Regions from separate parts of the Homo sapiens genome. Here region 2 is linked to region 1. A link is a loop called in an ENCODE intact Hi-C map of the cell type or tissue named here. Cell type or tissue: Caco-2. All regions are shown on one strand. Each heading gives the region's core, and the rest is flanking DNA. Links, peaks and the distances in the headings are about the cores only.

Region 1 (16,524 bases), core at 2,817-10,816:
GTGATCAGCATTTCCTCAACAGTGGCTGCCCTGTCAGCTTCAGAAGCAGAGTAAGGACAGTGATGAGAAGGAGTGGAGCCCCTCACCAACTCCCAAAGGCTTTACAGTGGAATATATTGTTGTTTTGAACCACTAAGATTTTGGCTTTGTCTATTTCAACAGGATTTCGCCCATTCCGACTGATACAACTGTCACATTCAAAAGAAAGGTGAGGCCTGCCCTAGCCTCTGCAAGGTGATTTATCACTGTAGAAAATAACAGGCAGAAAATAACAGAATAAATCTTTAGACCCTGAGTCACAGGCAGTAAAAACTGCAGTGAAGACTTGAATTCACCCAAATGCCCAATCTTCTGGCAGAAACTACCTCAAACTTGACATAGCAAAGATACATTTTAAGAGAGTAATGGAAGGAAACATTTTAAGAGTCCAGACCATCTAAGGTTGGTGCAATGATTTACCTGGGCAATTTGCATGAAGACTTTCAAATTCAGAAGCACTGGTACTAAAGCATGAGAAGCAAAGAGGCCAGTAGAAATTATGTTAGACATGGAATCGGGGGATTTGTAATTCCTAGGAAGAACATGATTCTTCAAGGTTCCTGGAAAGAAGTGAGAGTGGAGAGATTTTACAATAAAAGCAAGTTGGAATAGGAACAACATACCATCTTAACCATAATTCTAAATGTCTTCTGTGTAACCCTTTGCTAATTACATGTGCCACAAATTACTATGTAAATGGAAGTGAATTACTTAGGGCCTTGGTTTCCTGACCCATAAGAAGATTATTAGAGTTATTTTTGGTAATAAAACTCTCTGCTTTTAAGTTCCTTCACTTACAACCTCCCTGCCAGGGCTGGCAAACTGTGATGCACCATCTAAATTTGTCTCACAGCCTGTTTTTGTAAATAAAGTTTTATTGGAACAAACATATTGTCTGAAGCTGCTTTCATGTTACAACAACACTTGAGTAGTAAGCTAGAGGCTGCATGGCAGGTAAAGCCTAAAATATTTACTATCTGGGCCTTTCCAGAAAAGGTTGCCAATCTCTGATCACAAAGGAAAGGCTTGCAATGAGCTGATGATTTTCAAGTTCAGTTCTCCATAGAGCTTCAGAACATTGAAGTAATGTCTCAGAGTCTACCGGGATGGAATAGGGAGAGGAGTACCTGGATTAACAAAAGGGGACATGCAGGGAGTAAGCTCCACAGGCTCCAGATTTCTAATTCTGATTCAGCCAGAAAGGTTACAATATTATTTGTTTTACATATCAGTTTAACATATTCTAATGTTAAACCACCCATATGTATTTATGTATATATATGTGTGCATATCGTATATATGTATATACACATATATATGTATACACATGTATATATACACATATATGTATACACATGTATATATACACATACATGTATACACATGTATATACACACATATGTATACACATGTATACACACACATATGTATACACATGTATATACACACATATGTATACACATGTATATACACACATATGTATACACATGTATATACACACATATGTATACACATGTATATACACACATATGTATACACATGTATATACACACATGTACACATGCACATATACACACATGTACACATGTGTATATGCACATATGTACACATGCCTATATGCACATATGTACACATGCCTATATGCACATATGTACACATGCCTATATACACATATGTACACATGCATATATACACATATGTACACATGCATATATACACATATGTACACATGTATATATAGAAATATAATTTAATGTGTATTTAATATTCCATTGGTATATTTGCCACTCTATGCAGTACTATCAAACTGGCTCAGTTAACATGGTGTATAAATATTATTTATATCTTATGGGGTACCCCCACTGCCCTCCGTCCCTCCATCCCCCTAGCTTTTTGTCTTTAAAATTGTTTTGGCACACTAGAGTCCTTTTATTCTACATAAATATTAAAACCATATGGTCATGTTTCATGAAAACACCTTTTAGGATTTTGATTAGAATTATTTTTAGTTCATAGATTAATGGGAGAAATGACAACCTTATGATTTTAACTTTTTCCACTCGTGAGCATTATTTACAGTTTATAGAATGTCTTCAAAAGCATTTTTAATACAATTCATTTACATATTTGGTTGCTATTAAAATAACATTTTAACATATTATACTCTCGAATATTATAAAATAGTGGCACAGAGAAATTCAATTGATTTCTTCGTTTTTTTTGAACAGTCTCACTCTGTTGCCCAGGCTGGAGTGCAGCAGTGCTATCTCGCCTCACTGCAACCTCCGTCTCCTGGGTTCAAGCAATCCTCCTGCCTCAGCCTCCCAAGTAGCTGGGACTTACAGGTGTGCACCACCATGCCTGGCAAATTTTTGTATTTTTAGTAGAGACAGGGTTTCACCATGTTGGCCAGGCTGGTCTTAAACTCCTGAGCTCAAGTGATCCATCCACCTCAGCCTCCTAAAGTGCTGGAATTGCAGGCGTGAGCCACTGTGCCCTGCCAATTTCTTGCATAGTGCTCTTATGTCCACCATCCTTGCTGAAATTTTACTGATTAATGTCTATGTCTATTTTTTGGTTATTTATAAAGATAATATTGTCATCTCTGAATAACGAAATGTTGTATTTAACTCTTTATAGTTCCAATCAGTAATCTTTTTCTTGAAGTAATGGGCTGGCTAGGACTCCACGTAAATGTATAATAATAAAATTACAGTTGGCATCCTTGTCTCTTTTCTGATTTTAAATTTCATCATTAGATGTTTGATACAGGTTTTATACACATACACACGATCATATTAAGAGAGTTCTTAGTTGGTCAATCTTTTTAAAAAATCAAAATTCTGTTTCAGCATACATTAAGATGGGCATGTTACTTTCTTAATCCTTTTATTGTGGTCGACTTGGTGGAAGATGTATAACACATCTAATGTTAAGCCACCCATGCTTCCTTGGCATGAATTCAACTTTGTCATTACATGCATTTTGAATATATTGGTGTTTTTGATTTACCAATGTTATATTTTATTTATTTATGTATTTTAGAGACAGGGTCTCTCTGTCACACAGGCTGGAGTGCAGTGGTGCAATCCTAGCTTACTGCAGCCTCAAACTCCTGGGCTCAAGTGATCCTCGAGGTCGCCTCAGCCTTTTGAGTAGCTGGGACTATAGACACATATCACACACAGCTAGGTTGTTTATTTTTTATAGAAATTGGGTCTTGCTATATTTCACAGTCTGGTCTCAAGCTCCTGGCTTTGAATGATCCTCCCACCTTGGCCTCCAATATTATATTTTAGACTTTTCTGTCTATGATCTCAAGAGAGTAGCCTAAAAGTCCCCTTTCTTGAATTATCCTCATCTGTTTGTGTATAAAGGTTATACTAACCTACTTAGTTAGGTTAGTCTTCTCATCCAGAAAACAGAAATATATGGATATATACTCCACTTCATTACCAGGAACTGTAAATTTAAAAATTAAAATAAACCATTTTTATTCATGAGATTTGCAAATTAAAGTTTAAAAGTAGCAACATGTTGGTTAGAATGTAGAGCAATGTAAAATTTTCATATCTGCTGGTACAAATGGGAATTTTTACAAATTGGAAGAATAATTTTCCAATATTTAACAAAGTTGAAAATGTCTGTATCCTATAACTGAACACTTCTCTTCATTGGTATATTTCCTAGAAAAAAAGTTCATACACATTCACTAGGAGATATATATATATATATATATATATATATATATATATATATATCTCAGCATATCTTCAGAAGAATTTTGAAATAGTAAAAAATTTAGAAGTCAAACTGCCCATCACCTGGATAATAGACCATTAAATCTGGTGTATTCAAACAATAGAATATTATATGAAAGTGAATATAAATGCATTAGTTAAATTTAACATGGCTAAATTTCAGAAACAGCGCTAAATGAAAAAATTGCATAATACAGTGTGACAACATTTATATAATTTTTTAGGTGAGAAACTTTTATTTTGGGGGAAATGGCAGATTCAGTTATTTGAATCAACTCTCTTACTGAAAATTTAAAACGCTACTACATATGTATATGTATATGTATATGTATATGTATATGTATATGTATCTGTGGGTGTGTATGTTACATCCCTCTCTCTCTCTTAAAAATCTCAAAAAGTTGGCAACATACTAAGAAAAAGCCAAGTCAAAATCTAAGGGAACACGGGAACCATGAAAGTGGGCCACTGAAACTTTATTTGCTCTGAGAACATTTCTCGAGTCTGTTGAAGTAGAGCTTTGGTTTAATAGCCACCTGGGACAAGGGATATATATATAAAAGTCAATATTCAAGGACTACAATTTTTAAAAATTAAATGGCATAAACTTACAACTAAAGTACATTAAAATAATAGTATATAAATGTTACAAAAATTATATAAAATATATACTCAAAATATATACTCAAAACTTATTACTACCTAAATATATTACTTCATTGTACTATTGCATATCCTCTTGAAATTATTTATATCAATTGTATCTGTATGGGGCTCAGTGCAGTGTCTCATACCTGTAATCCCAGTGTTTTGGGAGGCTGAGACTGGAGGATCTCTTGAGGCTAGGAGTTCAAGGCCAGCTTAGGCAACATAGTGAGATGCTGTCTCTATTTAAAAAATCATTTTTAATTATCTGGGCCTGGTGGCGTGCATCTGTAGTTCTAGCTATGCTTATAATCCCAGTTCTTTGTGAGGCTGGGGCAGGTGGATCACTTGAGTCCAAGAGTTTGAGGTTGAAGTAAGCTATGGTTGCACCACTACACAGCAGCCTGGGCAACAGAGCAAGACTCTGGTAAAAAAAAAAAAAAAAAAAAATTGTACCTATATGGTGAAAGCACTGTATAATTGTGAGCACATCTTCTCATTTCCATGGTCAGTGGAGTCACAGTTTTCACTTGAAATTGTCTTTGATGATTAATTTTATATGTTAACTTGATTGGGTTCAGGGATACCCACATCACTGGTAAAACAGTATTCTTGGTTGTGTCTCTAAGGGTGTTTCCAGAAAAGATTTGCACTTGAATTATTAGATTGAGTAAAGAAGGCTTGTCCTCTCCAATATGAGCAGGCATCATCCAGTCCACTGGGGGCCTGAACAAAAAAGAAGAAGGAAGGGAAAAATCTCTCTCTTCTTGATCAGGGACTCCATCTTCTCCTACCCTTGCACATCAGAGCTCTTGGACCCGCAGAGTTCTTAATAGATTTTTTTTTTTTTTTTGAGATTGGAATTTGGTTCTTGTTGCCCAGGCTGGAGTGCAATGGTGTGGTCTTGGCTCACTGCAACCTCTGCCTCCCAGGTTCAAACAATTCTCCTGCCTCAGCCTTCTGAGTAGCTAGGATTACAGGCATGAGCCACCATGCCCAGCTAATTTTTTTGTATTTTTAGTAGAGACGGGGTTTCACCATGTTGGCCAGGCTGGTCTTGAACTCCTGACCTCAGGTGATCCACCCACCTCAGCCTCCCAAAGTGCTGGGATTACAGGCGTGAGCCACCACACCCGGCCTAGATTTTTTTTTTTTTTTTAAGAGATTGGATCTCACTCTCTCACTCAGGCTGGAATGCAGTGGTGCAAACAAGGCTCACTGCAGCCTTCACCTCCTGGGCTCAAGCAATCCTCCCACCTCAGCCTTGCAAGTAGCTGAGACTACAGATTACAGGTATGTGCCATCACATCCGGCTAATTTTTTATTTTTAGTAGAGATGGGGTCTCACTGTGTTGCCTAGGCTGGTTGTGAACTCCTGGGCCCGCCCATGCAATCCTCCTGATTCAGCCTCCCAAAGTGTGATTATCGGCATGAGCCACCATGCCTGGCCTCGATAGATCTTTTTTAAGGAAAAGAAAAGCACCTTTAATTGACTAATATTTGCCTTTCAGTGCCTATAAAAACAGGAAAAAAAATCTGTTTCTCTCCTATTCTTTACATACTTGTAAGAAAGTTCCAAAAAAAAAAAGTTCCACTTATTTACTTACTTATTTTTCTAATCTCAGCTGTGAATTAAACCCTAGCAAAGTAATTTTTCAAACAAGTTTAGGACTTTGCCTGCAAATCAGGAACTCTAAATACAAAGAAAACATGCATTTTAAACCTTTAGACTTCACAGCTCTAGCCACAGTTCCCTTCTAAAATTCTTAGTGTAAATGATACTAGTAAATGGTATTAGCAGGAAGGCGTAGAAGAATATGCCCCTAATAGAAAGCTAATTCACCACTCTACTCTGCCTCAGTGCTTCCATAGCTTCTAAGTAAGCTTGTGGCTCTGCTGAATTCACAAAGCTGTTGGTATCTGCAAAATGTTTTTCATTTCTTTTTCAAACTTAGAGCTTACTTTAAAGAATATGATTCTCGTGGTAAACAGAATCAGCTGGATTGCAGTAATATTATGAGAAGATGGAGATACTGATGGAGAAAATAGCACAATCAGGAAATGTAGACAAGTATAATGAATATACTAATGACATTTTGAGAGGTTTTGATAGAGGTCGATGTGCTTTTTAAAGTCATTATTATAAATATATTTTAGAATATCATCCTAAAATAATAGTATACAATTTTTTACTTAGCATCTAACTGATAGCTACAAAATGAGTACACAATTCATATTGAACTGAATGTTTAGAGATGGCATTTCTTACACATCTTCCATGATCTTTTCTTCTTTAAAAGAAATCTTTAAAAAAAATAGAACTTTTTTTTTTCTGCCAGAACTCTTCAAAAAACATCAGACAGAAGAACAAAATTGGGTCTAGTTTAAAATATTGGCTATCAATAAAATGCACAACTGCCATTAACATATATGTTAACAGTTGCATATACTATGCTAGGACCTGCACTTCCAATATGTTGTTTTATTAATTTTCCTGCTGTTCCTTTTCTCCTTGTGCATCATGTTGACTCAAATGAAGTGAAACTGTTAAATAGTACATTATAACTATTGTTTTGCATAAACTATTGAATGTTTTTATCTTCCTTTTGAAAATGTAAATCTGAGATTAATATTTTTATTATCCAAATTAATTAAAAAAGCATATTCTGTTATATTTTCATTCTCCCTGAATAGTTACATTGTTTGAGCTTTCTTAATATTTGTTTAGCCTAGCATTTCCCTATAACATTATATATTAACATACTAATCTGGAGACCCAGACATTTTTATCCAGCAATGCAATATAGAGCCTTTGAACTTCAACCAAACTAAAACATTTAATAAGAACCTAAGTTTCGCACCCCAGCTCCCTTTTATTTTTTAAGTATATGGTGGTGACAGTACCAGACCTTATTATTTTAATTCTACCATGTGTAGATTTAATTTTTCAACAAAACATTATGTGGAATATTAAGAAGGACAAAATATATTTGGCTTTAGAGAGTTTGCAGCATAGGGAGTTATGAAAATACACAAGTAATTGGACCTAGAAAATAAATATAACTACAGGATTAATACATACTTTTCCCTACTAAGAACTTCTACGGAAATTCCACCAGGAGGCAGCAGAAGAGCGGGTTTCTCCCACCTCCCCCCGGACGCCGGAGACACCGCGGAGCCTGATGTCCCTCAGAGCTTTAATCTTCCCCTCAGTCGCCTTTCCCCTCACCCGCCTCTAATTAAGTCAGAAAGGCCCTGTATTTATTTGCCCATGAACTGACACAGCAAACCAACAGCAGCCATTGTAGTGTGAATGGATTTGCGACCAGGCAAGGGGCTTCAGCCGGGATTACCCGCCCCGCAGCCGGATGAATGTGCTGAGCACAAAGTCTGCTCAAAGCCGAGCAAACGGACTATTTGTGAAAATGCCATCCTGGCTCAAGTCTGATTAAGACCGGGGGTCCCCAGGCCGTTTGATCTTCGCTCATCAAAGAGAGTCTTTAAACAAGCTTCATTTTACACTACTGTATGCTAGCGACGGGTTGTGACACCCAAGTGCAGCCACCGTGAGCACCCGGCACTGGGAGCGCGTGAACAATAATGGGGGATTCGCCGTGCTGCGCCGTGCAGGGCGCGGGGCCTGCGCGCTGGGAAACGCGCCCGCACTGGAGGCAGGGCCGTTGCGGAAGGACTCAGGCTTGGGAGCCCCTAGGTTGGCCAGCCAGGTAGTTCCCTGACGTGACTCCTGCCACGGACTCCTAGACTCCTCTGAAAATTATTTTACTTTTGTAACTTAAGGGTGATGAAGAATCCTTACACGAGTTAATTATACATCCCTCCTGCTCTTCCCCGCCAAAAGTTAATAGTTCTATTTAATAGCCTACATCTTCCACTCTTCAGCATTTCTAAGACTGGGTGTCAAGACTAAAGTGTTTTTAAGGTCCTACTTTCTACTTTTCACCTTAAGGTCCTTTACAATTCACCAGTTGGAGAACTGGTGATAGCTGAAAACATCAGCTTTAAATATTACAACCAATTTTGTGATGGGAAAACAACCTCCACACACACACACATACACACACACACACACACACTTTTTAAAAAGTCGCCTGGTCCAAGTAATTCACCTTATTTCCAGGCACTTAATACTTACATGCTAGTCTCTTCAAAATCGACATGCTCAGTATCAGTGTCAATGATTATTACTTGATCTTTAGGCTGCATAAAAGAACAGACTCCTTGCAGGATGTTCTTATTTAACCTGAGTACAAAAGGCCTTCTCTTGGCAGTGCTGAAAGAAAAAGAAAAGAAAGAGAGAGAGAAAGAAAGGGAGACTTTTGTAGTGAAAAGGAACCTCTCCATCTCCCCTGCATCCCATTTTATAAAGAAAAGCCAGTACCACACCAAGAGTTAAATGGCTTTCCCATATTTAGGAGCCAGATTATGGCTGACACCCTATACAGAGTACCATCCCTAGCCTCTTAACTCCTTGGCACGATGCCTTTCTTGGCCATACCCTGGGAGAAGATCTGTCTTATAAAGGAGGTAATAATAGGAACCCAGTGACATGGAAGAAAATTGTTTTTCTGTAGATGCGGAGACTGTGTCATGGGATCCTACATCTTGCTTTCTGCAGACACTGGCCTATCCTTAGGGTTGGAGATGTTAAATCCTTTGGGGACTCAAAGAGGACATTGCACTCCCTATACCCACCACCACAGACCTTTCTGAGTGTCAGGACCTCAGAAAGGATGCAGGCAGATATCTATCTGGTTAGGCACTATCTTCACTGGGTTTAGAGGCTGGAACCCAGCCTCTACTCTCAGATTAGCTTTTAATGTCTTACTCCAGTAAAACACATCTTCTGAGCTTGGTTAGAAAGCTACCACGGAGCCTGATTTATCTGGGCTGGCCATCTCCACCGCCCAAATAAATGTAATCACGGTCAAATCTTGCCCTCTGTTTGTACTGGGGAGTGCAGAAAATCCAGCTCTCAGGGGAGTCATAACATGGACCAGGTCTAAAAGTTCTTTTAACATCATGAAGAACATTAAGACCAAACTGTTTTAAAAGTCAATGAGAAAGTCATATCATTTTTTACAAAACATCAGGAATGAGGAATCCCTGCTATACTCAAGATTGACACTAACAAAAATGTTGGCAACACCCACCGTAAGGAATGATATGTATGCGGTATTTTCCTAGCAAAGTAAAATTATATGGCAACAAATCTGCTTCTTTTGATTTAATGAAGAGAAAGAAGGAAAGAAGGGAAGGAGGGAGAGAAAAAAGAAAAGAGGAAAGAAGGGAATTTAAAATACAGCAGTAGACTGGGCGCGGTGTCTCACTCCTGTAATCCCAGCACTTTGGGAGGCCAAGGTGGGAGGATCACTTGAGCCTAAGAGTTTAAGACCAGCTCTGGCTAGCAACATAGTGAGACCCTGTTTCTACAAAAAAATTAAAAATTAGCCAGGTGTGGTGGCATGCAGCTGTAGTCCCAGCTACTTGGGGGTGAGGTGGAAGAACCGCTTGAGCCTGGGAGGTCAAGGCTGCAGTTAACCACGATTGCACCACTGTGCTCCAGCCTGAGCGACAGAATGAGATCCTGTCTCAAAAAATATATAAAAATATATAAAATAAAAAAAATCAGCAGTCACAAATAATAGAGATGGAAAAATAGTTGGTGAATAGCATGGAGTGTTTTGGAGTATATTTGTCTGTCTCCCTCATGGATGAAAAGGTTGAGAAATATTCTATGCATGGCATCCAGCACTTAAAATATAAAGAAGACATGTGTTAGCATGCTGTTCCCGAGTTATGAGGTTCAATTCCACGCTGATAAGCATATTTCACCTATTCAAAAATATAATACAAAATATTAAATTTGTTACATTAATTATGATCATATTTATACCAGACTGAATAGGAGGCAGGGTTCCCTACAGGACTAAATAAACTCAGTTTAATAAACTAAATTCATCTACTCTGGCTCCCACCTCCTCTGTCACCCAGCTGTAAGAGAGACTCAGACAATCACCAGAACCCTCTCTCCTTCCTAAGACATGTTGGTCACAGTTCCTGCACATTTTTCTTGCTCTCCATGACCTAGTATCTGCCAAAATATAATCGATGTTGGAAAAATTTTTACCCCCAGCCCCATGTAAGTATGTTGTATTTCCCCAACTAGTCACAGACTGAAAGCTGAGGACAAGAAGCCTGCCTTTCATATTGTGAGATATGCTCCCAATAATGGATACTCACCGAATATTAACTGGCTGCTGATGGAACAATGAGTTTTACTATACCTCTTTATCTACCTTGCACTCTTGTTGCCAATGAACAAACCACATCCTGGAAAGGATTTTCAAATGGAGAAAAAGTACTGAAAAAATAAATTTCCTCATTTGGAACAAAGGTTTGATTTGCTATGTACTTAGCCCTCTCTGAGGACCACCCATGTAATTTCTCCCCTGAATAATTTGTGAGGTTACCTCTCCTCTGCCCACTAAATGATTTGAAGGTAGATTATATGTGAACTCATCTTTTATCACACAATATCATGTATAATGCTTAGCACAAAGTAGGAACTCAGATATTGACCAACTCATTATTAGTTTTAAACTCATGACAACTTCAGGAGCAATGTGAAAGCTGAGGAAGGAGGTAGAAGCTAGCCCATTCTTGAAACTCTATGCTTGGTTTAGCTCTCCTAGCTCAATACCACAGATTCTGTCCAGACTCAGTGAATATTGAAACATAATAGACAAATGATATGTGTTCAGAGATCAAGGTTGAATTTATGCAACAAGCTTCTTTGTTATAACAGAATTTTCCTTTTGTTGATTAAATTGTTCCACTTTCTCTTCTTTTGCCCCAGGCAATGGATTTTTTTTGTGAAGCCAAGCTTTTAATGAACCAAGTTCATTAAATGTATTAATCATATACTATCTCTTCAGAAAAAAAGGCAAGAGATTGGCCTTTAGTGTGGCACAAATATATTTCTAGATTCAAAATATTTAAACAGGTTAATAGGACTAAAAAGAAACATTTTCAACCTTCTGATTGGCAGGCGGATTTTTCTCTACGTTTCAAAGTCATTCAAACTTAACACAGCTTGCAGATTTCCTAGTACACTGAAGGTGCTTAACGCATTGATTCCTGACAGGATAATTTCCTGGACAGATGGAATTTGGGATGGGAAGGACACTAATATAACTAGGGTACCATTCAAGAATTGTTTAGATGATCTTCTTAATATTACCTTTGAAACTGAAGGAACTAGAACACAGACCATAGTAAATTGTGTTTTAATTACTCCTTCTCCCAGTAAACTTTAGGATTTTTTTACTTTAAGATTGTCACTGGCTTTACTTGGTGGTGGCCCCAGTTCTGACTATAGTAGGTCAGCATGTGGAGTCATTATAGACAGCCTAAATCTATACAGCTTAGAGGAAGACAAAATAAATATATCTTACTCTTTTTTAATTCAATAGTGATTATTCAATCATCTCTCCCTTTTCCAAACTCACAAAACAGTTGCTTATTTTCTGACACTTATAATATCAACCTGTTTTTAAAAGAATTATGTATGCTTTTATATTTATTGCTATAATTTTATTGTTACTACATCTTTTATTATTACTGTAATTAGAATAAAGAGAACTTTATTATTTAAAATGAGAGCTGTGTCTCATAAATATTTGTATTCACTGTGCCCCTCCCCCCACCACCCATCTCACCAAAAAATTTAAAAAATAAAAATAAGGTAACAACCCAGAGGGCAGCCCAATGCCAGGGCTCTAGGCTTCCAATAAGTTTTTGTTGAATTAAATAGATCATTTCCCATTTATAAGCATGACATCATTCTTATACACCAGCCTTACTTTATTATATCCACACACCAATTTCAATGACGTCAAATTCACTTTCTAATTCACTTTCAGCTCTTCTTCTCCTCAAGGTTGTTTCTTTTCTCCCTAGAAAGGGTATTGCGTGGTCCCGTGCAAGGTAAGACTTGGGAGCAAACCCTGCATTCGGAAGCGTTGCGATGTGATATACTAATGAGGAAGTCAGGCGCTAAGCCCTAAGGGTTTCTTATTTCTCCACATTAGCCCACCACTGAGAAGGGAGAACCGGGGAAAGGCGACTGACCTGGCACGTTGGACCCTGTCCGCTTTGGTCCCGGCCACTTTGATCTCACGCGTCTGCCTAATCAAGTTCATCTACCGCCGCGATTGCCCTGATTCAAAGAACAACATTAAATGGTTTGATTATCGGATGGTCATTTCCCTCTTCCCTCCACCCCTGATCTAATTTCTAAACGCCAGTCTCTCGCCTCCCTCTCTAAACTTCCCATCAAAAGAGAATTAGCTCTTCTTCCTTCTTACCCTCGTTTGATGTGCAAATTTCCTTCTCTTTGCACATTTTTCTCGCAGTGGCGGGGGGAGGTGGGGGAGGAGGGCAACTGAAGGACCTCAAAGCCGGGGATCTAACTCAGATCTGCAAACTGCGACTCTAAAGGGTTAATGAGCAACTTGCACCCGCCACCTGGCCCTCTCAGAGGCGTCTTGCTAGAGCCATTGAATTACAGACCGGTTTGTATTTAATACTGAATATGACTTGTGTGCACAGTCAGCGAGTATTGGCATAAAGGAGAGGGGCAAAAAGTGCTTTTGCAGAGCCTATCACCCCTCGGCTCTGTAAAGTATTTCAGATCCGGATAATTCAACCCTTACTGCCAGGCAAGGGCACCCAAGTTCCCAGAGTTCCTGCTGCCGCCTGCATTTATTAAAGTCGTCTGCTATAACGCTCGCTGGTAGCCTTCACCCCGAAGGTGAGCCGGGCCAGCCGAGCGACTAAGCAAGGGAGGGGCGGGGTGAAGAGTGTCAAAGGCCCCCCTTCATGTACACAAACACACCCCCTCCCAGCCCCTCCCAGCGCTTTGAAATCCCATCCCGGCTTTGTTGTCTCCCTCCCAAGGGGCCGGAATGCTCCGGGCCCGCGGTATAAAGGCAGCCGCGGTGGCGGTGGCGGCGCAGAGCTCTGTGCTCCCTGCAGTCAGGACTCTGGGACCGCAGGGGGCTCCCGGACCCTGACTCTGCAGCCGAACCGGCACGGTTTCGTGGGGACCCAGGCTTGCAAAGTGACGGTCATTTTCTCTTTCTTTCTCCCTCTTGAGTCCTTCTGAGATGATGGCTCTGGGCGCAGCGGGAGCTACCCGGGTCTTTGTCGCGATGGTAGCGGCGGCTCTCGGCGGCCACCCTCTGCTGGGAGTGAGCGCCACCTTGAACTCGGTTCTCAATTCCAACGCTATCAAGAACCTGCCCCCACCGCTGGGCGGCGCTGCGGGGCACCCAGGCTCTGCAGTCAGCGCCGCGCCGGGAATCCTGTACCCGGGCGGGAATAAGTACCAGACCATTGACAACTACCAGGTGAGAGGGGTCGGGCACTCAGAGGATGCTCTGACCTTGAAAGGGTCCTATCTGGAGACGAGGGAGTAGAACGTGCTGAATGTGTGCGGTTCAGGGAGCATTTGGTAACCCTGCATTTGGGAGCAGTGGGCAGTAACAGGTTTTGGAGAGGTGGACAGATAAGGACTGTGATCAGCGCCCGGGTCCAAGAGGGCGGGTACCTGGACGTCTGGGTGCCTCACCCTCTCCCCGAACCCTTCCCACAGCCGTACCCGTGCGCAGAGGACGAGGAGTGCGGCACTGATGAGTACTGCGCTAGTCCCACCCGCGGAGGGGACGCAGGCGTGCAAATCTGTCTCGCCTGCAGGAAGCGCCGAAAACGCTGCATGCGTCACGCTATGTGCTGCCCCGGGAATTACTGCAAAAATGGTGAGTCCTGAAAGCTCCCTTTCACACTAAAACTGTCCAGCCTTTGAGCGTCTATGAATTGGGCGGGGGCGGGGGGTTGGGGGGGGTGGGGGGAGAAATCTCCGCCCTGAGAACACTGCGGCGCCACCTGCAAATGGGTGTTCAGCATGCAGGATTCCGCTGAAGTATCTTCATTGCAAGTGTTTAATCGGGAAGAAGAGAGAAGTTGGGAGGTCTCTGAGGTCCTTATCTTCCTCCGTGTCCCTCAATGATTCAATACAACGGTTCACCTCGTAGTGGACTCTTCCATAAAAATTTGTCTGGGGAGAACCTTGAGGTCAATTGAGAAGGGGGATGATGAGGAGGACGATGGGATCATACAGATATCAAAGAAACCAGCTTTGGCGTTCAGCTGTCCTTTTCATTTTTCTTATTGTGATTCTCACAGTTTTGCCAGACTGGCCTCGCCTTCTGATTTTTGCTGAAACTGTTGTCAGCCAGAGGACTGATTTATCTGCATTGGCCATTTTTAAGAGAGATCTTGGTACCCTCACAACTTGACTTCTCCATCCTTCCCCCTCCCTCTACCCTCTGCTGCCTTAATATAAGTACTCCTCCCCCCAACCACAGATCCACTAACTTTTAATTTTTCAAAAGGTGGATTTAGACAGCTAAAGAGGTCTCCAGAAATAAGCTAACAGGGCGACGACCCTCCTTAGGACCCAGCAGTACTCCAGGATGAACTAAGTAAATCTCTGTAATATAGAAATTACACAGTAAAGTAACTGGCCGGTGAGATTGCAATGTTCCAGGCAGCTGGAATTGCATTTGCTTAACTTAGTCTGGTAGGACCCATATAGCACCAGGGGCAGAGAAGTTATTTTTAAGAACATTTTTAAAGTGACTGAGTTTCTTTTTCTTACCCCAAAGGTAATATTAAAATGGGCAGAAATCTCACTTGCCCCTACCACAGTTGGTGGGAAAGTATTTTAAATGGCTATACTGGGGATATTACCTATGACTGACTGTATACAGTATACACATTGGTGCTTCTGTCCATCTGGAGAGTTTTGCATTAACAGTAAAGAGGAAGTTTGGCTTGTGTTTAAAATGATGTCACTGCAATGAAGTATCTCAAGTTGATGCTGGCATAACAGACTGCCACTGTCACAGCTGTTAGCAGTAATGCATTACAACCCTGAAGTTAATCACTATTTCCTGCTTCCTTAGGAATATGTGTGTCTTCTGATCAAAATCATTTCCGAGGAGAAATTGAGGAAACCATCACTGAAAGCTTTGGTAATGATCATAGCACCTTGGATGGGTATTCCAGAAGAACCACCTTGTCTTCAAAAATGTATCACACCAAAGGTAAGGATGTTAAGACTCATTCTTAGCACATCAGAAGTGTCTTTTGAATTATTTTAGTGAAACGATGCAGGTTTAACAGTAACTATGTACTTTTTTCCTACTGTCTTCTCCTTCGTAGGACAAGAAGGTTCTGTTTGTCTCCGGTCATCAGACTGTGCCTCAGGATTGTGTTGTGCTAGACACTTCTGGTCCAAGATCTGTAAACCTGTCCTGAAAGAAGGTCAAGTGTGTACCAAGCATAGGAGAAAAGGCTCTCATGGACTAGAAATATTCCAGCGTTGTTACTGTGGAGAAGGTCTGTCTTGCCGGATACAGAAAGATCACCATCAAGCCAGTAATTCTTCTAGGCTTCACACTTGTCAGAGACACTAAACCAGCTATCCAAATGCAGTGAACTCCTTTTATATAATAGATGCTATGAAAACCTTTTATGACCTTCATCAACTCAATCCTAAGGATATACAAGTTCTGTGGTTTCAGTTAAGCATTCCAATAACACCTTCCAAAAACCTGGAGTGTAAGAGCTTTGTTTCTTTATGGAACTCCCCTGTGATTGCAGTAAATTACTGTATTGTAAATTCTCAGTGTGGCACTTACCTGTAAATGCAATGAAACTTTTAATTATTTTTCTAAAGGTGCTGCACTGCCTATTTTTCCTCTTGTTATGTAAATTTTTGTACACATTGATTGTTATCTTGACTGACAAATATTCTATATTGAACTGAAGTAAATCATTTCAGCTTATAGTTCTTAAAAGCATAACCCTTTACCCCATTTAATTCTAGAGTCTAGAACGCAAGGATCTCTTGGAATGACAAATGATAGGTACCTAAAATGTAACATGAAAATACTAGCTTATTTTCTGAAATGTACTATCTTAATGCTTAAAT
Region 2 (16,524 bases), core at 3,456-11,455, 290 kb after region 1:
GTCAGAGAAGATGTTTGATATTATTTCAGTATTTTTGAATATTTTAAGATTTGTTTTGTGACCCAACATGTGGTCTATCCTTAAGAATGATGCATGTGCTGAGGAAAAGAATGTGTATTCTACAGCTGTTGAATGAAATGTTCTGTAAATATCTATTAGGTACATTTCGTCTATACTGCAGTTTAAGTCTGATGTTTCTTTTTTGATTTTCTGTCTGGAACATCTGTCCAATGCCAAAAGTGGAGTGTTAAATTCTCCAGCTATGATTGTATTCAGGACTATCTTTCTCTTTAGCTCTAGTAATATTTGTTTTATATATCTGGGTGCTCCAGTATTAGGTGCATATGTATTTACAATTATATCGTCTTGCTGAATTGACTTCTTTATCATTACATAATGACCTTCCTTGTCTCTTCTTTCAGGTTTGTATTTAAATCTATTTTGTCTGATATAAGTATAATTATCCTTGCTCTTTTTTTGGTTTTCATTGGCATAGCATATCTTTTTCCATCCCTTTATTTTCAGTCTATCCACGGATCTTTATAGGTGAAGTGTGTTTCTTATAGACAACAGATCATTGGGTCTTGTTTCCTATCCATTCTGCCACTCTATGTCTTTTGATTGGAGAGTTTTGTTCATTTACATTCAATATTATTATTGATAAGTAAGGACTTATTCCTGCTATTTTGTTATTTGCTTTCTGGTTGTTTTGTGTTCTTCTCTTTCTATTTTCTTTTCTTCCTGCCTTAGTTTTAGTGAAGGTGATTTTCTCTGGTGGTATGATTTAATTTCTTGCTTTTTACTTTTTGTGTATCTATTGTATGTTTTATGATTTCAGGTTACCATGAGGCTTACAAATACTATCTCATAACCCATGATTTTTAAGCTGATACAACTTAATGCTGCTTATATAAGCAAACAAGGAAAAAGAAAATTAATTTAAAAAATCTACACTCTAACTTTGTTTCCCCACTTTTTAACTTTTTATTGTTTCTACTTTATCTTATTGTACTGTCTATGTCTTGAAAAGTTGTTGTAGCTATTATTTTTGTTTGGTTCATCTTTGAGTCTTTCTACTTAAGATAACAGTAGTTTGCACACTACAGTTACAGTGTTATAATATTCTGTGTTTTTCTGTGTACTTACTATTGACAGTGAGTTTTGTACCTTCAGATGATGTCTTGTTTTTCCTTAGTGTCTTTTTATTTCTGATTGAAGTACTCCCTTTAGCATTTCTTGTAGGACAGGTCTGGTGTTGATGAAATCCCTCAGCTTTTTTGTGTCTGGGAAAGTCTCTATTTCTCCTTCATGTTTGAAGGATATTTTCACTGGATATACTATGCTAGGGTAAAAATGTTTTTCTTTCAGCACTTTATGGCATTCTACTCTCTCATGGCCTGTGAAGTTTCCCCTTAAAAGTCTGCTGCCAGACTTATTAGAGCTCCAGTATATGTTATTTGTTTGTTTTCTCTTGTTGTTTTTAGGATCCTTTCTTTATCCTCAACCTTTGGGAGTTTATTAAATGCCTTGAGACATGTTTCTTTGGGTTAAATCTGCGTTGTGTTCTATAATCTTCTTGTACTTGGCTATTGATATCTTTCTTTAGATTTGGGAAATTCTCTTTTATTATCCCATTGGGTATGCTTCCTACTCTATCTCTTTCTCTACTTCTGATTTAAGGCCAACAACCCTTAGATTTGCCCTTTTGAAGTGATTTTCTAGATCCTGTAGGTATATTACATTGATTTCAATTCTTTTTGTTTTGTCTCCTCTGTGTATTTTTAAATAGCCTGTCTTCAAGCTCACAAATTCTTTCTTCTGCTTGATCATTCTGCCACATTTTCTGTATGTAAATTGCATTTTTCAACACCAGAATTTCTACTGGATTGTTTTTAATTATTTTATTATCATTGTTAAATTTATCTGATAGGATTCTGAATTTCTTATCTATGTTACCTTGAACGTCTTTGAGTTTCCTCAAAACACCTATTTTGAATTCTCTGTCTGAAAGGTCATATATCTCTGTGTCTCCGGGATTGGTCCCTGGTGCCTTATTTAGTTTGTTTGGTGAAGTCATGTTTTCCCAAATGGTCTTGATGCTTGTTGATGTTTGTCAGTGTCTGGGGATTGAAGAGTTAGGTATTTATTGTAGACTTTATAGTCTGGGCTTGTTTGTACCTGCCCTTCTTAGGAAGGCTTCCCAAATATTCAAAAGGACTTGAGTGTTGTGATCTAAGCCATATCTGCATTAGGGGACACCCCAAGTCCAGTAATGTTGTGGTTCTTACAGACTCATAGAGGTACTGCCTTGGTAGTCTTGGATAAGATCTGGAAGAATTCTCTGGATTAACAAGTAGAGACTCTGATTCTCTTGCCTTACTTTCTTCCAATCAAAGGGAGCCTCTGGGGCTGGGGGTGGGGTGGCACAGGCACTTCTGTGGCCACCACCGCTGGAAATGCTTTGGGTTAGACCTAAAGCCAGCACAACACTGGGCCTTACCCAAGTCCCAGTGTAATTACTGCCTGGCTACCACTTCTGTTCGCTCAAAACCCTAGAGCTCTATAATCAGCAGATGGCCAAGTCAGTCAGTCTTCTGTTCATCCCTTCAGGGCAGCAAGATTTCCCCAGGTCCCAAGTAGGTCCAGAGATGCTGTCTGGGATCTAACTGGAGTCAAAAACCTTAGAAGTCTACTTGGTGTTCTATTCTGCTTTGGCAGAGTTGGCCCTCAAACCAAAAAACACAGTCCTTCTCACTCTTCCCTTCCCTTTCTTCAAGCAGAAGAGCCTCACCCCTTGGCCACCACCACCACAGGCCCATAGCAAGTACTGCCAGGCTACCACTGATAGTCACTTAAGGCCCAGGGGCTCTTCAATCAGCTTGTGGTGAATGCTGCCAGGCCTGGGACTCACCCTTCAGGGCAGTGGGCTCCCCTCTGGCTCAGGGCAGGTCTAGAAATAATGTCCAAGAGCCAAGGCCTGGAATCAGAGACTCCAAGATTGTGCTTGGCACTCTACCCAACTGTGGTCAAGCTGATTCCTAAGGTGCAAGGCAAAGTCCCCTTTAGTTTTCCCTCTGCTTTTCTCAAGCAGGAGTCTTACTGATATAGGAGTTAAGAGGAAACTACTTAGGCAGATAGTGAAGGTATGGGAGTCCTCAGTAAGGTTATCCTTTTTAATGAAGAGCAGCCCCCAAATCATTTTCTAATAAAGAGTAGCCTGTAAAACCAAGCTGCAGACATAGACAAGCAAGCTGGAAGCTTGCACGGGCGAATGCCAGCAGGAAAAAGCTACCTAGGACTTGACATGTTCAAAATGGTGACTCCATCTTCCCTTCCCTTTGCCAGTCACTTGTAGGAACAGACCAGATGGTGCCAGCCAAATAGTCCATTTGCATAATAAGATTAGGATGGGATGACTAGCCTTTCCCTTGTGCTATGTAAACATCACACCTGGTTGAACCAATCTGTGAGCCCTACATAAATCAGACGCCACCTCCCCAAGCCTGCCTATAAAATCTGCTGCAGTCACAGCTCTTCTCTTTTCAGATGCCTCTCTCCCAAAAGAGAGAGACCTGCTCTCCTCTCTCCTTTCTTCTCCCTATTAAGCTTTCTGCTCCCTAACACACTGTGTGTGTGTGTCCGTGTCGTTAATCTTCTCAGCACAAGATGACAAACCCTAGGTACTTACTCCAGACAATGATGCCACTTCATTACCATAGCCACCATAGTTGTGAATGTGCTGGGTCTCACCTGATGCCCAAATGTCTCGGAATCTCACCAAGACCCATGGCGTGCTACCTGTGTATCACTGCTGGTTATTCAGGGCCAAATGGCTCTTTAGTCAGCAGGTGATGGATACTGCCAAGACTGGGTCCTTTCCTTCAAGGAGGTGGTTTCCCTTCTGGCTCAGGGTGTATCTAGGAATGTTGTTCAGGAGCTAGGGCCTGGAATGGGGGCCTCACAACTCTGACCGGTGCCCTATCCTACTGTGACTGAGCTACTATACAAGATGAAAGACAAAAGTCCTCTGTACTCTTCCCTCTCCTCTCCTCAAGCAGAATGAAGGGGTTTCTTTTGGAGACTCATGCTGTGTTTCCTGGGGTTGGGGGAGGGGAGGTGCAAGCACTGCCTTAGCTGGCCTGGCCAGTGCCTTAGTAAGTCGAGTGCCCCCAAATTCCACTGGTTCAGAGCCCAGCTCAGAACTAGGGCTTGTAGTCTTTGTGGCCTAGATTGCCTTTCAATCTGGGGCCTGAGAACACTTCAGCCCATGGTGGTGAGGCTTGTGAGAAGCCGGAACTCAAGTTTCAACTTCTGGGTTGGGCAATTCCACTATGGCTCAGGCTGGTCTGAATGCTCCCTTGGTGGGCGGGCATCAGCGAAGTTCAGCCGGGTTTTGCTTTCTGCTCTGACAGGGCAGCACGAAGTTCAATGCAAAGTCTCACAATCGCTGAGCTAACCCTCTGCCAAAGGGCACAGATTTCTCTGCACCATGGGGCCACTGTGGAAAAGAGTGTGTGAGGAAAGAGGCGGGACAGGTGGCTTCAGCATTTCAAGATGGCCTCCTACTCTATTCATTGCCTCTTTCAGCAATATGAAATTAAAGCCAGGTACTGTGAGTACTCACCTGATTTGTAATTCTTATGAAGGTGTTTTTGATGTAGATAGTTGTCAAATTTAGTGTTCCTGTAGGGGCGACTATCAGCGATGACTTCTATTCCACCATTTTACTCTGCCCCTTTCCACCATGACTTCTATATGCATTAGTAAACTAAGAATTTTGTGTGACTCACTTTATTGAGATATTTTTATTATAGGGGTGGTCTGGAACCAAACCCACAATATCTCCAAGATATGCCTGTATATCCAGTGTAGTCAAGCTTACTATCATTATACTGCCCTGATTCTTTTTCTCATGTATTTTTCCCTCTTAGAGTCTTTTGCTGATTACTTTTGCCACCCCTGTGCTGGGTCCAGTACTTAAACGTGGACCAGGTACTGTGTAGCATTGCTGTGATAAGGTTCGGGTATGCAAAAAGATTTCTAAAGTTTAGGTCATAAATAGGAATAATCTTTTAAAAAAAGTCAGCAACATAATTTTTTGTTTTATATGAAATATAAAATCTTGCCCTTTGAGCCCTTTGGCTAGAGTCTTAGAAATAAGAAGTCACACCTGATACGGTGGAGACCTCATTTTCTGGCCCCCCATAATCCATTCACTTTTCTTTTGGTGATCACGTATCCCAATCTCTTTGATGAACCACCCTTCTTCTCTGAGGACAGGTGGTTTGAGTGAGACTGACACCAGTCAAGAATTTGGAGGTGGAGCACATGATCCTGGCCTATATCAATCGGTTTGTATTTTATTTGTATTTTTCCAGTGATTGGCATTTTGCCTGGTATGTACAAGGAATTCAACATAGATGTGTTGATTTTAGGTAGAGAGGAAGATGCATGTTCTGTACTAATAATATTCTGGTTAAAAAAGGAAAAAAATACATAAAGGAAAATAAATCAGCAAGATTAGCTTATTAAGAATGGATATAGGAAGTGTAATCACAAGACACTTTTACTTGTGCAATCATGAGTCCTGTTTATCTTACACTTGTTGACTTGGAGGCAAGTCTTTTTTAGTAAGCAACTCTTTCTTTCTCTTTTCATATCAGTGAGTCTAACCTTTTTTCTGCCTATTTTTCTACCAGTATGCCATTTCCTAACACTGAAACATCTCTCACTTTTCCTATGCTAAGCAGCATCTGTTCCTACCTTCTATGAGCCTCTGGCACACACTTCGTTGTGCCTTCTCAAAGGTCGGCTGTGGGGCATACACTAGGAAAACGCTGCTCCATTTAACTGGACCCTTATAAGGAGTAAACTCAAGTATTTGTGTGGTTATGGCAGTCACAATTAGCAGATAAGTAAGTCATCAGTTGGCTCATGTATTATTTAGGGCAGGTCTGAGTGCACAATTGAGAGTCTGTTCAGGTGAAACAAATGAACTATCATGTCGCCCTGCCTAAAATGTGAATTACTAACACCCAGTAAAATGGGTGACCTTGCAAATACTGATGCAATTAGGAAAATGTGCTTCTCCTTCCTGTAGGATTAAATGAACTCTGAGAATAAAAATTTTGTCCTTTGGAAATTGAAATGTGTGTGTGTGTGTTCCCAGGTACACTCCAACAGCTATCCACTGACCATAATACAATTAAACAGATGACTTCAAGAGGAGCAAACTGGAATAGCCTTTTCACAATCAGAGTGTTCTGTGGGATATGAGGTGCCAAGCAACACCTTGGGTGTCCTGCTGGAGGTCTAGGGTACTATGTCAAGCAGACAACTTAGTCTTGGGGAAGTATTCTATGAGGATAGTGAGCCTGAAGTAAGACCAGCATCTGTGAGCTTGTGTTTGTATTCCCTAAGGGTGGTAACTCTCAGAGAAGAGGTTAGAGGAAGGAGGGCTTTCTAGAAAGTTCAAACCTGAGTTCAGAAAAGAAGCTCAAGAGCAATGGATGCTCCTGAAGAGAATATCCTGACTGAAGAATCCCTAATTTCATGGTTTTTTTTATATTAGACTTTGGGAATATTTAGAGATTTTTCTTTAATTTTCTGTCATGGACACTCTAAATCCCTTCAGATGACCAAACCCATTAGGAAACTCTGATATACTTCAACGGCGTTGTGCGATATTGCTATGGTGACTGAAGAAATGGAATAGAAAAGGGGAGGATGTCTTCGGGGAGGAGATACATTATTTTTGAAGGGATTGTGTCTTGGAATTTCAGGTAATACCAAAAACAGATTAAGGAGATGGCAGAGCTGAGAGAAGTCAGAGTGGTGTATCATGTGGTAGAGCAAGTAGTGGTGGACAATACAACTTGCGAGAGAGATATTTCAACGCCTTTTCACTCCTTTCCAATCTAGAGGTTGTTGATACTCAAAAGGGAGGTGGGAAGAGAGCAAGGTGAATTACGCATAGATGGAGAAAACTAATGAAGTAAAAAAAAAAACCCTAATATTTCTTAATGCTAATAACTTTACATACATCATTATATTTAATCCTATACTCTGTGACATCATATCTCGATTTATTATGTGGTTGCATCTGGAAGACATGAAAAATGAAACAGGTAAATTGAATGGCTTGTCTCAAGTTCCACAATTAGAAAAAAATCTGAGCAAGGAGAGAAAAACCCAGGTCCATTTGATTCAAGTCCATATTCTTTTTTTAACATGTGTGATTATGATTTAGATTACTAAGAGATTTATAAATTATATTTGTAATTATAATTATATTTTATTTTTTGAGAGTTATACAGTTATAAATCTTATATTTGTAATTATATTTTATATTTTTAAGAGTGTCTTACACAGCTATAAATCTTGCATAAGTAATAATGGGACTTGTTAGTCAGATCTTTTACAGAAATAGGTTAATATTTATACAACTTAAAAAATAAATCAAAATTAATTTGATTTTCAAATTATTTACTCCCTCTACTGGTGACTTTTTGAAGTGATATAAGTGCAATAGATACGTAGAATGTGACCTCCCATAAGTATCTTTCTGCGCACGTGTGTATGTGTGTGTGTGTGTGTGTGTGTGTGTGTGTGAGAGAGAGAGAGAGAGAGAGAGAGACGGAGAGAGAGAGAGAGAGAGACAGAGAAATACATATGACTTATAAATATTTCTGGTGAAATGAATTAGGATGTAAAAATTCATCTTCCAGTGGGTAACTTGATGCCCCAGAAACTTTTACAAAAGGTAAAAGTTTTCCTGTGGCTTACTATGTTCACAATATAAGAATAATGTGTTTCTTTGATCTGTGCTGAATATTCTTTAGCAAAATCATAAAGGCCTTTTGTGAATGTAATTCTGTTTCATGCTAATACAAACACATAGATACAAGTTTTATAATCTTCTCTTTCATATTTCAACCTATGAACTGGGAATATTAGTGTAAGTTGGCAAGATACTCTTTCCATTTCCAATTTTGTAAGCATTTTAAATACAAATTGTAGAGAGATCTTATTAACACTTGTAGACTTTGCTTTCAGCCATGACAGACAGACAAGGACGTAGAGAAGAGGGCTAAAGCAATAAATTCTTTTTTTTTTTTTGCCTTTTGCAAACATTAATAATGTAAAGTTATGTAGAGCATTTCAGTTTAGCACCCATGTGCTGAATGACAGAATGGTAGTAATCTGTGTAGAAACTGTGACTTTGACTTTCACCAGATTTTTCATTTTTCCTTAGAAAAGTTTCAATTCTATAGTGAATTCAATTGTGATGCCTTTTGGCTATTTTAGATTTTGGAAACAAGCAGAGATTAGAATTCTTCCCAGTGAATCATAGTAAATGTTATAACCAAATAACAAAGTAGGAAATACAAATAGTTGCTATGGATAATTCAGGAAGTAGTTTTGCAAGATTATTAAAAGCTTAGATTTGAGTCAGGTAAACATGATTTGAATCCTGGATGGCCATCCATTAACTATTTATTTTACTTTTGGCAAGTTAATTAATTATATAGGTTTTAAGATGTTGAAATAATCTGATATATCTAAGTCCAGACTAGTAATTGGTGGACAGTAGTGCCCAATTACTATTCTCAATTATTACTAAAGAGAAATATAAATTTCATTAGTAAAGTAAATAAAGTTGAATAAAAATAACCATGATGTATATGATTTCACAAATTACAAAGTTTTGATTTTTAAAAAATGATGCTGGCAAGGGTGTAATAGATAGGTATCCCTACATATGAGGTATATGGTTCTTCTAAAAAGCAACATAAGAAAGAAAAATATCTTTTTCTTTGGTCTAACTACTATACTTGTAGTAATCTTTAAAAGATTAAAACCCGAGGCAGCCAAATATTTATAAAAGAGGATATTTGCAAAATGATTTACATTACAGAAATGTTGGCCAGGTGCGGTGGCTCACACCTATAATCCCAGCACTTTGGGAGGCCGAGGTGGGTAGATCACGAGGTCAGGAGATCGAGACCATCCTGGCTAACATGGTGAAACCCCCATCTCTACTGAAAATGCAAAAAATTAGCTGGGTGTGGTGGCGGGCACCTGTAGTCCCAGCTACTCAGGAGGCTGAGGCAGGAGAATGGTGTGAACCCAGAAGGCAGAGCTTTCAGTGAGCCGAGAGCCCGCCACTGCACTCCAGCCTGGGTGACAGAGTGAGACTTCGTCTCAACAACAACAACAACAAAAAAAAAAGAAATGTTGGACACAGCCTAAATATCTAATAAGAGAAGCATGTTAAATAAAATGTTGATATAACAGTAAAATGAGATAGTACACCGACATTACAATGATATTTGTGAAGATACTTTTAATGTGGTAGTTATAAGTGCATAGATACTTTTAAGGTGGTAGTTATAAGTGCATTAAATAGTACTTGGTCTGTGTGGACCAGATGGGTTGGAACATGTATCCCAAGTCTAAGCCTATCAGAAAAAAATGTTCCCTTGTCTTAAAGATTGTTTTAGGGGCGTGCACCAGATCTAAACATCTCTCATTAGAGTGTACCATTGATATTTTTCTAGAAATATTGGAAAAAATATTTTCTTTTATAAGAGCTTTGGAAAACAATATCTCTCTTTGAATACAGTGGTAAGAGGGTGTAAAGTCTGGAACTGATTCTAGTGGTTTGAGTTCCATACCATAAGGGAAGCTAATATGAGGAAAAGCCAAGTAAAGAAAGTAAATCTGAGAGAAGTGAAAGTAAATAAAACCAGAGCCCAGACGAACTTTTGGTGTGTGCTTGAATCTACTTCTCCTGCTGGATTTTTCAGTTCTATGGCCAATAATATCCTGGATTTTTTTCAGCCAGTTTGAATTGGGTTTACTGACCCTTGAAATATAATAAATTCTAAATGATATACACATGCTATAATACTAAGTCAGGAAGAAATGTGACTTGAAATGATAATATGCAATGTGTTCTCAATTGTGGAAAATACTTATTCACAGAAAACTCTAAAAATGTATAAAAATATTCCTACTTAATGACCATTATTTATTTTTTATTTTTTTACCCATTTTTCAAGTTTCACATTGGGTACCCATTACTTTCATTATCTAAAATATAATATTTATTTTTTCGATCCATATCTTAGGAGGCAAACTGGGCAAGTCATTTGGAATAATACATGAAGATTTGTTTTCAGCTACCAAGGCAATAAAATGCTCCTCTTGAAATAGCAAAAAAAAAAAAAAAACCTTTTGTAATTCATAAAAATCTTGGGGAATATTTATCTCAGTGAGTTAATCTAGCCTGTCTTCCATGCAAACCAGGAATAGGGAAGTTGTTCAGTTGCAGAATGAAATTGATAAATTATCTGTGGTATAATAAGGTACTCTTCAATTTCTACATCTTTATGGAGGATTACATGCAGCTAAGACAGAAACTTGTTCCCTGCCCCTGGAAAAGATGGGCATTGTCTCTTTCCTGGGGTTACTCAGCTTTAAAAAGTTAATTTTAATTGAAATTTTCACATGGTTTTAATAACAGGAAAATAGCCACTATTATAAATTAATAATAGTGATAATGTCACTATCATCAACTGTTTTTAGATTCAGTAATGGTTCCTTTGTACAGTAAAATGCAATAGGCTGATTTCTGATTAATGCATGGTTATCAAACTCAAATATTATTTTAAAAGTGAGCAACAGTAACAATTCTTCAAAATAAAATTGTAATAAAGAGTGTTGCCACAATGTCAAAATCCCACTGCCATAAACACCCACTATTTATCCAAGTGTTTCTGTGGCTTTGGCTGTTACATTAATTTCAGTATTGGTAGGCACTATAGAATTGTTCTCTCATCAAAGCAATGAGTGGAAAAGTACAATTATATATTCTCCAAGTCCTTATTTTTAGCGGATGCCACTTTTCTATTAGATTTGGGAGTGATATACCAAAGTGATAGTATTTGAAATATTTTTCTTACTTCTATGGCAGTATAATATATACATAGATAACCAGAAAATCTGCCTCATCACAAATATAATGTTTTATATGATGATTTGCAGAACAAAACTCCACTTTTCTTGAAGTTATATGCCCTATGTTTGAAGGGTTCCATCAGACAGAACACTTTATTTGATTAGACCTTGAATGATTTACACATTTACACAGGATTAGTGAGACAGACATGCTCCTTTGAAATTGTGCACTCAGACATAGCTGGGCTCATCAGCCTGTGCATTCCAACTGGCCAAGTCCTGCGAGTCCTCACGCTAAGCCCATTCCTGGTTCTGAATCAAAGGTTAATATTTGGAGTAGCTTATCAATATGTATAATCAATAATGATATTATGACACATCAGCTATTACACATTCTGGTATCCTTCAAAACTTTTCTACAGAAAAACTAAATTTAAAATACTGAAAAACAAATAACAAAACAACATTAAAAAATAAAGGTTAGATTTTGAAACAATAGCAATAAATTTTTATTAAGTTCTTATTTATCTGTATATGATAGGAATTGTTTTTATGTCTATACCTTTCCCTCAGATTTTAAGAGATTTCATTTTAAAGAATTTCGTATTGAAAAATAGCCTTAAAGAAAGACGCTCAGTTGATTACAAAAGCATATAACCAAAAGTCACTAAAGAAAATCCCAAAGCAGCCTGCTCAAGTAAGTATAGTCCCTCAGTCTGTAATGAGTGTGTGAAGAGTGATTTAAGTCTGCTTTCTCGATGTGAGATAATGAGATGGAAAATGTGAATGGTCTGCCAATATACTGCTCAGGCACACATGGAAGGGGGTCCTAGGCCTTCTAAAGTCTAGTTCAAGCTCCCAAACACGAAACCACAAAGAGTTAATGATAATTGAGATCATATGCTTCTTATCAAAGCTTCCTTAAAAAAAAAAAAAAAGCAGCTTAAGGGAAAATTCGTAAATATGTGTCTTAACCACAGTCTACCAATCCCCTTCCGCATTGGAGCCTTTAGCTAATTTGTTGACTTAATTACCCAAGGCACAGGAAGGTTAAACAGAGTGATAATCTGATTTTCTCTGATTGCTGATCACTGCAGAAAGTGGTCCGTGGGAAGCAAAAATAAACCTAGAACCTTAGGCTATGTAAAATGGAGAAGTGAGGCAATTATCCAGATAATTCAGGCAAAGTTGACTGTTTACAGTAATCAAATTATCTGGATAAGTACATAACCTACTGTCTGTCTACAGGAACAATGGCTTTAATCATATCATCTGGTCTGATTAAATAAGTTATTCTTTCTATCTGTATTTAGTGTAAATTATTTCAATTTAATAGTCAAATTCATACATAAAAACCTATTATAATACCCTATAAAAATATCATCCCAAATGGTGGGGATATTAATAATATTTTGTCCAAGTAAAGAATGAGTGCTTCTCTTTAAATAATTAGAAAACATGAGACCACAGAAAGAAAAAAAAAATGTGGGAAAAACAAATTTACTGTGGTGAGATTAATGCAAAGTCCTGTATGAAAAGTGAGGTAAGAAAAGTTGAAATTATCATGGTAAATGGAAGTTTATTCCATACCACATCACTAGAAAATTTACATGCTGAAGCTCTCTGATTGTCAAGAGGCACCAAAATAAAATCTTTCAATAGAAGATTCAGTTAACTCATTTTCTTCTCACTTTTAATACTTCGTTGTTTTAGACATTTTAGAAAATACAGAAAATTATAAAGAAAACCAAAATCACAGTCCAGAGAACACCACTCTTAATGTTAATTGCATCTGTTTTTCTGGACTTTTAAATAATTTTATATGATGGTATTTGAGCTTCTGGATCAAATCAGGAATAATTTTTCAATTATGTCCATCAGTTTTGAAAATGGAATTGTAATATATATGCTGTTTTGAAGATGCAGTTTCCATTGGGCAATATCTCAGTGTCTTCTTATATCAGTAAATATGTAGACATGGCATCGTTTTTAATACACTTATCTGAATATGACACAGACATAAGCCCTACTTTTGGGCATTTAGGTTATTTCTAATTTTATTATAAACAGCTAAGTGTTGGATATTCTCACACATGCATGTTTACATACTCACCTGATTTAATTTTTTCCTAGCTTAGATTTCTAGAAATGGTATTACTAAGTCAAAGAAAATGAACCTTTTATGGTCTTTAGTATATATATTGGTCAACTGAATGCTATACATTTTTTATAACTTTTTTTTTTTTTTTTTTTTTTTTTTTTGAGATGGAGTCTCGCTCTGTCACCCAGGCTGGAGTGCAGTGGCGGGATCTCGGTTCACCGAAAGCTCCGCCTCCCGGGTTCACGCCATTTTCCTGCCTCAGCCTCCTGAATAGCTGGGACTACAGGCACTCGCCACCACGCCCGGCTAATTTTTTGTATTTTTCAGTAGAGACGGGGTTTCACCGTGTTAGCCAGGATGGTCTCAATTTCCTGACCTCGTGATCCGCCCGCCTCGGCCTCCCAAAGTGCTGAGATTACAGGCATGATCCGCCGCACCCAGCACATTTTACAACTTTTAAGTGTCACAAGCTGGGTACAAGAGCTTGTACCTGGTTCCTCACAGCATGTCATCACTAAATAACATCTTAATTTAAAATCAATTAACATCTTATTTTAAAATTTAAAAATATTTTTGGTTCAGCAATTTGATATGTAAAAAAGGCAAATTTCTTGCTCTTTGCATTTTATGTAAAATGAATATATTTTCATAATTTATTTTCCATTTGTTTTTTATAGTTTCTCTTTTATGAGTCACCTATTTGGATATTTGAATTTTTTATCTTTTGGGATAGTTTTTCATGTTTTAAAAAATAATTTTACCTTCATGTTCTTTTCAATTTCTAAGAGTTCATTTTCATAGTAAGAATATAAAACCTCTGTCTATGGCGATCTTGCAATAATTTTCTCAGTTTTTCAGTTGCCTTATTATATTTTAATTTTTTTTTAGTTTAGAAGCTTCTCAAATTTATGTAATTAAACTTACAATCTTTTTCTCTATTGTTTCTTCCTTTTAATCATTGCCTATAAAGTCTTTCATTTCCAGAATAAGCTATGTGTATACCCATGTGTTTTTTAAGTGCCAGCACATTTTATTATTATTTTAAAATTTAGATCTTTAATCCTTTTGGAAGAAAAATTCATCACCAATAAAATAAATTTATAGTTTATCTTAATAAAATAAAATATTAGGGCATTTGACTTTATTAGTTGTGATTATCCTATCCTGGGTCTTCAAAAGTTGGTGATTTGATACATTAAGATTGGCACCCGGGCCGGGCGCGGTGGCTTACGCCTGTAATCCCAGCACTTTGGGAGGCCTAGGCGGGCGGATCACGAGGTAGAAGATCGAGACCGTCCTGGCTAACACGGTGAAACCCTGTCTCTACTAAAATACAAAAAATTAGCCGGGCGTGGTGGCTGGCGCCTGTAGTCCCAGCTACTCGGGAGGCTGAGGCAGGAGAATGGCATGAACCCGGGAGGCGGAGCTTACAGTGAGCGGAGATCGCGCCACTGCACTCCAGCCTGGGCAACAGAGCAAGACTCCGTCTCAAAAAAAAAAAAAAAAAAAAAAAAGATTGGCACCCGAGGCACACAGGCTACCTAAAGTGACATTGAAACTGCTCTGGGGATCTCAAAAGTGCTTAACTCAAAGACTGCTATTCAGAATACCTAGGATAAAAATAAAATCATAAATGAGTTCAGAAAGGAAAAACCAAGCTGTGTGCAAAAAAATAGCAAATGAAATCACATTCTTTGATTAATATGGTATTTTGGAAGACATAAGGAAGAAAGCATTTTAGGTTCTGAAATAAAGTAATGTAACCTAGACCCTTCATCCAGCATTCAAGTGTGAGTACAGAATGAGAACTTTTTTACTTACAAGGAGGAATTCAGTAATTTTACATTTCAGAAGGATTTTCCTTGAGAAGTTAACTTGAAATGTTTCTGCAAAATAAAAGCATATGAAGTGGAATTCATTTGATTCAAGAGTCCAAGTTTTCAAACCAGGAAAGCAGTCATGGGACAGTCCATCATAACCGCTGTGCAGCAAGGTGAGGGCACCCAATCAACAGGAGCAGGGAGAGAGGATTTGGGAGAGATCTATAAGAAAAAAAAAAAAAAGGTGTGCGAAAGGATTTATAGCATCAATAATAGGATAGAGAATTGGAGAATAATAAGTAGTGAATGATAAAGGAAAACTTCAAGAAACTAAATGAAGGACATTAGAAACTTTAAGAGCAATAACTAGTTCTTTCAAACAAGAAAGGAACTCAAATGAAGCATAATTTTGAGCAACTGATGAGGCATAGAAAGGGAAAAGTTCATTTGACACTCATGCTAGGAACAGTCTCCATTGATTTGCCCAAGAGTTGAGGCAATAAAACTCTAAACATGAAAATATAATTCTAGCATATCACTTGACCTAACCATATCATCTTATTTTCATAGTCATAATAATATAAATCCTGCAATTGATCTCCAACTTTTACAGCCTACTGATAAGAATATGTATCAAGACTTTACGTAGTTGTCAGACAGAATGAAATTATTCACAATTTTGATAATGTACAACTAAAAATGTAGTTGACAGAAAAATGGGAAATAGAGAAAAGGTAGAGAAATACTGGGGCCCCATTTTACAAAGTAGGAATGAAAAAGTACTGTGAAAAATTGATAGCGTAACAATCAGAGCTATAAGTATGTATATTAAAGCTTATAAAGGTAACCAGTATAAGAACTAACAAATAATTTGTAAATTCTGATATGTGTAAATAGATGGGGAATGGGATACAGTAGGTGAGTGAAATCCTTATTTTCCGTGTTGGAGAACTAATAGGTATTGTCTAAATTAGATAAAACAGTAAATAGAAGTTCAAATACATATAGTTATGAAAGCATCATAAAAATTATAGAATGCATGCTATGGGCAAAGGGCATAACTGTTGCTTTTCACTAACTTTTCTGTAGTATTTGACTTGTTATCAAGTATCTGCAGTGCTTTGATAAAACTCAAACCTAAAAATAAGAAATGAAAAAAATGCCTAAGAAAATTGTAATCACAATAAGTATGTCATCACACATGCTAAAACTTTTCTGGATGAAAGATACAAACTGGCCATGCCAATAAAATGTGAATGGAACTTAACCGAGGAGTTTGGCAGAGGAATGGCTGGGTTATCTGTAGCAGATAGTTTCTCTGCATTTAGCTGAAAGCATGGTTGTCCAGAATTAAGGCTATTTCTCAGTCTCTCTTAACAGCTGGCAATGGTCATGTACCTCTGCATTTAGCTGAAAGCATGGTTGTCCAGAATTAAGGCTATTTCTCAGTCTCTCTTAACAGCTGGCAATGGTCATGTAACTAAGTTCTGGGTAATGATATGTTGAGTGGGAGTGGTGTGTGCAGTATTCTGATTGAGCCTGTGGAGGGAAGCATGTGCTCTTCACTTCCTGTTTCCTCCCTTCTAGCTGCCTGGAACATAAACTTATAATGAATTTAAATTAGGAAAAATCAAGATTAGA

The links. A loop is a pair of places that touch in the nucleus more often than their neighbours do. Peaks named below come from ENCODE experiments on the same cell type or tissue, not always from the same donor. Only the 100,000 strongest peaks of a DNase experiment are listed, where the experiment ranks them.
Region 2: a loop joins it to region 1, with 6 times the contacts of the local background. A loop is called at or near these places in 3 of 110 quality-filtered maps.

The regions. Positions count from the first base shown.
Region 1 is chr10:52,300,802-52,317,325 of GRCh38, forward strand. It overlaps PRKG1-AS1 (PRKG1 antisense RNA 1), which reads right to left and starts at 13,327. Exons shown (of 6, transcript NR_038277.1): 1 at 12,833-13,327; 2 at 12,597-12,684; 3 at 8,599-8,736; 4 at 460-599; 5 at 1-37. It overlaps DKK1 (dickkopf Wnt signaling pathway inhibitor 1), which reads left to right and starts at 13,480. Exons shown (of 4, transcript NM_012242.4): 1 at 13,480-13,876; 2 at 14,122-14,284; 3 at 15,494-15,634; 4 at 15,753-16,524. The coding sequence starts at 13,634. The coding sequence ends at 16,006. In Caco-2, for the core only: a CTCF peak has its summit at 7,567 (motif pointing right); a DNase peak (open chromatin) is centred at 7,630; H3K4me3 peaks cover 760 bases.
Region 2 is chr10:52,587,932-52,604,455 of GRCh38, forward strand. All of the region lies in intron 1 of LOC105378305 (a long non-coding RNA gene), which reads right to left. Among named protein-coding and RNA genes, the nearest start is that of LNCAROD, 130 kb to the left of the region's middle. In Caco-2, for the core only: a CTCF peak has its summit at 7,446 (motif pointing left); a DNase peak (open chromatin) is centred at 7,576.